2 separate regions of the Mus musculus genome follow, and region 1 is linked to region 2. Evidence: chromatin contacts called from ENCODE Hi-C or POLR2A ChIA-PET data. All regions are on one chromosome and are shown on one strand. The core of a region is the stretch at or near the end of the contact, and the rest is flanking DNA. Distances in the headings are between cores, read along the strand shown.

Region 1 (3,670 bases), core at 489-2,988, 570 kb before region 2:
CAACAGTGGTTAGTAAAACGGACGGCCCTTGATTCTGCCTTATCTCCTATGAATAAGCAAATACTTTTTCATGCCCGAGAATCACGTCTCAGTAAATTTTAACAATTTGGATATTCCTTAGCAAAAAAACAAAACAAAACAAAACACCCCGAAGATAAAGCAACCATTAACTGAAGCCTTAATTATCCAGGACCGCCTCTTCTGTACAGAGCCAAGGGTAAAATACTAGACTCCAGAAGTCACCATGCCATGGGTACTTTTAGAGCCATTTCTGGTACATCTGAACAAGAACGAGACTTGTCTAGGCTCCTTCATGGATGACATGCTGTATTTTGAATGGGTGTCAGACCACGTACCAAGGAAAAACTAAATCATTCTCCCCGTCTCACACACAACTCTTTTCACAGGTAGGAACGATTCCATTCCATTTCACAAAGAATACAGAAGTTTAGAGAAATCTGTTGTTCGTACAGAGGGTGCAAGTTACAAGCTGGGACCGGAATTGCACACCGAGTAATTGCACACTGTTCTTTTAGCCATTTTTCTAAACTTCAGCCACCTGAAAACCACCTGTGGTTTTTCAAAGGATACCCATTTAATTATTCATATTTTTATTAGAATAGACTTTAAAAAAAATAACAAAACAAAATTGGTATCCCAAAGGAAAGCGTATATGACACAAATGAGAAAGAATACCATAAAAGGATATAAAAATAAGTATCGTGGAAAACCCACGAATTCCTGTGGCACTGACATCTGCTGCTTAGGTCAGCCCTGCGTTGCTCGCATCCCCACAGGCAGGGAACCTTCTGGCTGGGTGGTGGTGCAAGCAATGAGAGATTCCACTTCTCAGGGCTCAGTTACTGGTCCCTCACTAGGGAAAACACTCCAGACTCAACGTGTGTAAGGGATGCAGTCCGGTTTTGCTCATCATACAGTTTATTAAAAGCTACGCCGAGGAAGGCATGGTAACGGGCTGACGAGGTGACTTGCCCGCTCCTAACGTGGGCGTGCACTGACAGCTGGGAGGGGACTGCAACTGCGAGCGCCCGCGGGGTCCTCCATCCTTCACCAGTGGGTGTCCCGCAGCAGCCCTCACCTGAGGTCCGCAGCCACCACCTCGAAGTAATCGTGCGCCGGCAGGGGGCGCAGTTGCTCTTCCAGCTGCTCTTTGGTGAGGCCCGGGGGCAGACGCCGGAGGACCACCTGGGATGACCATTGCGTTCACTCAGGTGCTGCCGCCCGCCACGCCCACTCAGCCTGAGGTTCCCCGGAGCTCGGGGGACCGCGGCTCCCCAGCTCCACCCCGACTCGCTAATCCTAGTCCAGACTGCTCGCAACAGCCCGCATCACTTCGGAGACTAGGCTCCGCCCCTGAGATGAACAACCCGCCCCGCCCTCCCCAAGCCCCGCCCACCGGGGGGCTTAGAAGCCGTCCTCTCGCGAGACTTGCGGGCCCCGCCCCCACCTTGCTCAGGGCTGTCCTCTTCTCCTCGCGAGGCTTGCCGGCCCCGCTCTCACTTAGGGTCGGGGCCGGAGGCGCCGCCGACTCCTTCCGCGGTGACTCGCGGCGGCAGTGGGTCTCTGAGCTCGATAGTTTCTCCCTCCAGCTCGGGCCCCGCGCAGCCAGGGCTGCGCCTAAGCCTCCGGCCCCCTCTTCCGAGCGCATCCCCACCGGCCGGCCGGCCGCCGCCACCTCCGCGAGAACGAAGCCTCGCGAGGACTAGGCAGCCCCTCCCTTGGAATTCGGTGTTCAGTGTCCCCTCCCCGGCCCTGACAGGGAAGGGGCGGTGCCAATGCTGGCCCGCGCCTGTAGGGGGCAGCGCGGCAGTTTTTAAAAGACAGCGGACGTCCTAGAACGGCGGCGACGGTGAAGGAGATCGGTGCTGCCAGCCACGCGGAGAGCAGATGCTCACTCCGGACGTCCCGTGCGCTGCTGACCTGCGGTGGGGACTGGGAGCCCCCGGTCCACCCGGAGTCACTGGGACAGTACCGAAAGTAAACCCGTCGCTCTCCTCGCCCCACTCTGCCCTCCGCCTCCCTCCTACACGTTTTCTCTGTTGAGACAGGGCTTTGTGTAGCCTTGATTGTCCTGGAACTCACTCTGTAGACCTGGCTCTCCTGGAGCTCAGAGATCCTCTGCCTCCTGGGATTAAAGGCGTCTGGCTTTTTATTTTTATTTTATTTGTAGCAGATATACGAACAATACAGTTTTCCCATGTGCTCAATGATGTATAGCACCATTCTCCCTACGTTAATGGTAAAGGAGAATGAGAGATTTTCAGAAATCGATCGTGGCACTCCTGAAATGTGACGTTTTAAATAAGCCAAAGACTCAAAACCGTTTAGGTCTGCGTCAAACAGGCCTCAAACATCGAGAGTTCTATAAAAGCCTGGGCAAGAGCGGTTTTCCAGTATTTCGTGTTGCAAAGAAAGCTAGGACTGAGCCCATCACTTGAACCAGCTCAGTTTGGAATAACCAGTTACACTGACCAGAAGTTCTGATAGCCTCTTAACCTTTATTAGGAAGAAAACACACGTGTGAGAGGCTGATAAAAATGTGGACGACGAGTTGTCAGGAAAAACCAACCCATACCCAGTTGTTAAGATAGTACAAGGTCGATGGATAGTAACTTCACAATGGAAGAAAGTTGGAACATTACAAGCTTGGAGCCAAAATTATCTCGGGCTGGCTTTTGCCCCCTTAAAGATAAAGCCATTGACTGTCCTCCTGTGTGCCTGACCCAACACCCTTTCACCTGTCTGGCAAACTGCTGGTTAGTTTATGTCAGCTTGACTCAAAATAGTCACTTGGTTGTGAAGAGGAAAGAGTTGAGGCATTATTTTCATCAGATTGGCCTGTGGAACAGTTTCTTGACTAATGGACGTGAAAGGGTCCCACAGCAGTTGGACCTTGCTTGTAATAAAGCCAATAAGCATTCTCTGTGGCCCTGCTAGTTCTTGCCTCCAAACTCCTACTTGAATTTCTTCTCTGATTTCCCTCACTGAGGGATGTGACCAGAGAGCTAGAAGAGGAACTAAATCTCTTCCTCCCACAAGTTGCTTTTGGTCAGTGTTCAGAGTGTAATGAGTTGTGGAAACATGAAAGATACCATTGAAAGAAGAGAGACATTATGAAGTATCAGAGGGATACCAGGGATGTTCTTGTGATATTTGGATTAAGAATCTACCTTTATTGGGACAAATAATGATGGTTAGCTGGGGATGAAGAATCAGTTGTGATTAATAAGACCAGCATCATCAAAGTGCAATTTTCTGGATATACTTCCTAAAGGTCAGCACACAGACACTGCAGTCCAGATGCAGTCAAGGCTATCTCAAGCAGGAAACCTGACTTGGTAATGTGTACCCCACATAGTGGAACTGATTGTGTAGGCATGAACGCTGCAAGATTTAAGAGGTCACAGAAATGAGCTGAGATTGAAACTGGAAAGAGCCAGGAGAGGCAGTAGAAACTCCAGCATGCTGGAGATGCTAGGACTGCAGGACCATGTCAGGTGAGGAGTGGAGCCTACTTAAGCCTACCAGACAAGCTGTGAGTTGTGGATGGCAGAGCCAGCCTGAGACATGGAGCTGCCCAAGTCCCCTGGAGCCCGGAAGATCATGAGTAAGTCCCAGACATTAGATTATAAATTATTTACATTACTGG
Region 2 (3,695 bases), core at 32-2,531:
TGTCCCAGGGATGGGAGCCCTCCCCTGTGTGTACAAGCCCTTCTCTTAGTGAAGAGAGTAACAGGACCTAAGGAGCTGAGGACCTACCCGTGGCCAGAGCTTGGGGTGATCTGGCGACTTCTAGTCCAGAGAGGAAAGCCCTCACTGAGCCTTGACCCAACCTTTCTATAGATATATTTTAATTGTGAAAACTCTTTTTTTCACCTTTTTATTCTTTTATTTTATTAACATTGGTGTTCTACCTGCATGGATGTCTCTGTGAGGATGTCAGCCCTCCCACCCCCGTAACTGGAATTACACACAGTTGAGACTACCATGTGGATGCTTGGAATTGAACCCCTGGGTCCTTTGGAAGAGTAGCCAGTGCTCTTAACCACTGAGCCATCTCTTCAGCCTTAAGTTTGAAAGTTCTTAATGGAAGTCTTTGTACTTTTCTAAACATTATGAGAAAGCACTGATCACACCAAGGACTGCTCGCTTGTGTGTTAGTCTGCTGAGTGGTGGCTGTGGCTATGGTTTAGCTGACTCTATGATGACAATAAGAGCTTTTATTTTTTATTTATTTTTTACTATTTATTTATTTATTTATTTATTTAGTTAGTTAGTTAGTTAGTTATTGGTTGAGACAGAATTTCTCTATGTAGCCCTGGCTGTCCTGAAACTCACTCTGTGGACCAGGCTGGCCTTGAACTCACAGATATCCTCCTGCCTCCACCTCCGCCTCTGCCTCCTGAGTGCTAGGATTAAAAGCATGCACATGCTCCACCACTGCCAGGCATGGAACTTGCTCCATGCATCCAAAAGCGCATCATCACTAATTAACTCAGAGTAGTAGCCTGCTAGAAAATCCGTGTGCAGACTCCTGCTAAGAAAGCGTTGAGATAGCCGGGCGTGGTGGCGTTGAGACACTTCCCATACAAGCGCAGAGGGCTACAGGCAGCAACCTGCCTTTGTGCAGAGGGGTTTTGGCTCCATTTTGCTGAGGGCTACTTCAATGGTTCAGTCCCAGTGACACTAAGGGAGTGGGAAATCCCCTTGCCTCTGCCTTTCCCCTGTGACTTTTCCCCATGTCCTCGGGTTCTCTACATCTAGATTCTGTTCTCTGAGCTGGGTGCTGGACATTGTGAGAGACTGGGAGGCCCTGAAGTCATGTGGTGGATCAGTGTGCCTGTCCAGTTTTCTGTACCCAGGTCCCCGTGACTCTTGATTCTCAGGCGCCACCAGGGGGCACTGCTAACCTCCAGATGGCAGCATTGGCAGGGCTACAGGGCACAGCTGCAATTGTGCAAACCCAGCAAGTACAACCAGCTGCTGCCACTCTCCGTGGCCCTGCGACTTTACCAGACTAAAACTGAGGTGAATGGAGCATGGGGGAGGGGCAGGCATGGCACACAAATTCACAGGTCATTGCCTGGGTTTCTAGGGAGATGGGGTAAGACCTAGAACTCTAAATGGGACACTGCATTTAGCACTAAAACATTGCTGAGCACAATGCCTACTGGTATGGTTGTGGCAGGGGTTGGGCCTTCCATGCCCTGGCCTGATGTTGTCTTCTAGGAGGAACATACTTCCGGCCCCTGGCCCAGCCCCCAAAATGGCCCCTTCAGCAGAGGGGAGTATTGTGGTTTTGTTCTGCCTTGAGAGGATGGAAAAGCACTCTCGTTTAGCCACTTCCTGCCCTCTGTCAGGGCTCCTCAGTGCCTCTGAGAGTTCAACAGAAGGCCGCAGGATGAGGTGAAACCACCACAGATGAAGCAGATGGCAGAAAATAGTCATCTGTGGGCTTTCTGTGGTCAGCAACCACTGAGCACCCCAGTGAGCAGGTACCACGCGGCAGCTAGAGCAATGAGGAGAACAGATACGCTTGCTAGGTCATGGTGACCCCTCCTGAAGGCCTGAAGGGTCAGGGGACTCCTGATCGTGTGCTGGGACATAACAACAAGCATTGGGTCCACCATGTGACTACACAAACATCTCTGCCACCAGAGGTTCTGACTGGGAGAAAAATGGGAAACAAGATCAGTGACCATCTTTGCTCTTCAACTCCTCTGGAGCAGCGGAGTGCAGACTCAGATTGACCTGCGTGGAGGTTCATTACGTGGAAAAACTCCCGAGGGTTTCTGGTGGCAAAGGCTTGTCATCCTGATGCATCTCCTTACCAACACGGGGCAGGACCTCAAGCTTTCACTCTTTAGGTGACAAGGTAGGTCTCCTGGACGCTAGCCAGCAAGGCGTGAAGCCTGGACATACTCCCCCCCGCCCCGCCCCCCGCCCCGCCCCCCGCCCCCGCCCCCCGCCCCCCGCCCCCGCCCCCGCCCCCCGCCCGCAACAAAACAAAAAAGAGAAGAGGCAGAGTTTGCCTTATGGGACAAACATTCCTATGTGTAAGGAAGACATGGGTCCATTCACAGCAAGAAGCTACAAGAAATGCACAACACACACACACACACACACACACACACACACGCACGCACGCACGCACGCACGCATGCACTTCCACAAAGCACCAATAATCAAAGAACTGAGGAGATACGAGATTAAAGGGACAGAAGAGTAAAGCAAACATGGACCTGCTGAGGTGCAGACCCGATGTCCATGGTACTCCAACAGCCTCAGTAATGCCCAGCACAGCCTCAATGATAGCAGAAACAACAGCACCCGCAGCACCCGGTGGATAGGACGCTGATGCTCACCTCTGCCCTTGAAAAGCCTCTGTGTGACGACCATCCACGAGGAAGAGTTTAGGGTCATGCAGCCATCTGGGCATTGAAAGATACACTGTTCTGAGGCTCACACAGCAGAGCCACTGAAAACTGGAAACATCAAGTGGGTGAGTTTTATTGTATATAGGTCATATTTCTATGTTGCTAGGAGAATGTGAGGATTTACCAGAATTAAAAGGCATGGTACTTAAGACACAGTTCTGTGGTCAAGAGCATTTGCTGCTCTTGTAGAGGACCTGGGCTCAGTTCCCAGCATATAGTGCCTTACAACTGTCTGTAACTCCATTCCCAGGGGTGCCGATGCATTCCTCTGGCCTCCTTTGGTACTTCATGCTTGTGGTGCATGTATATGCATCAAAACACTCATAAAAGAAAAATAAAGAGGGCTGGAGAGATGGCTCAGCAGTTAAGAGCACTGACTGCTCTTCCAGAGGTCCTGAGTTCAATTCCCAGCAACCACATGGTGGCTCACAACCATCTGTAATGGAAGCTGTTGCCGTCTTCTGGTGTGTCTGAAAATAGCTACAGTGTGCTCAAATAAATAAATAAATCCTTTTTTAAAAACAGAAAAATAAAGTCTCAAACACAGCAGCAGCAACAGGCAACAAAATTTATTTATTTATTTATTTATTGTTTTTTGTTTGTTTGTTTGTTTTTGTTTTTGTTTTTCCGAGACAGGGTTTCTCTGTATAGCGCTGGCTGTCCTGGAACTCACTTTGTAGACCAGGCTGGCCTCGAACTCAGAAATCCGCCTGCCTCTGCCTCCCGAGTGCTGAGATTGAAGGCTTGCGCCACCACACCCGGCTGACAAAATTTATTACAAGCGAAGAATGCACACACACATAGGTACACAAAAACACAAATAACACACAGAGAGAGAATTAGAAACAGAGAGACAGAGGCAGAGAGAGAGAAACAGAGAGAGTCAGAGAGTAAAGTACAGAGAGAAAGACTCTCTGCAAAACAGAGAGG

The links. Hi-C counts contacts between places; a loop is a spot of excess contacts on that map. ChIA-PET counts read pairs that join two places held with the same protein, here RNA polymerase II (POLR2A).
Region 1: a loop to region 2 is called in a map of T-helper 2 cell, with 6 times the contacts of the local background. The contact joins the promoter of Upf3a here to the enhancer-like site in region 2. A Hi-C loop is called at or near these places in 1 of 37 maps with a recorded cell type or tissue (T-helper 2 cell). POLR2A ChIA-PET finds 5 or more read pairs at or near these places in 1 of 5 experiments (Patski).

Annotation. Positions count from the first base shown.
Region 1 is chr8:13,783,683-13,787,352 of GRCm38, reverse strand. Upf3a (UPF3 regulator of nonsense transcripts homolog A (yeast)) reads right to left here and starts at 1,738. Exons shown (of 9, transcript NM_025924.2): 1 at 1,469-1,738; 2 at 1,100-1,206. The coding sequence starts at 1,669. Gm46032 (a long non-coding RNA gene) reads left to right here and starts at 2,297. Exons shown (of 2, transcript XR_001778519.2): 1 at 2,297-3,628.
Region 2 is chr8:13,211,642-13,215,336 of GRCm38, reverse strand. No RefSeq gene overlaps it. Among named protein-coding and RNA genes, the nearest start is that of 2810030D12Rik, 13 kb to the right of the region's middle. Within about 2 kb of position 1,281, at least 1 of the 3 ENCODE cell types and tissues checked has a DNase peak (open chromatin) inside an H3K27ac peak, as active enhancers do.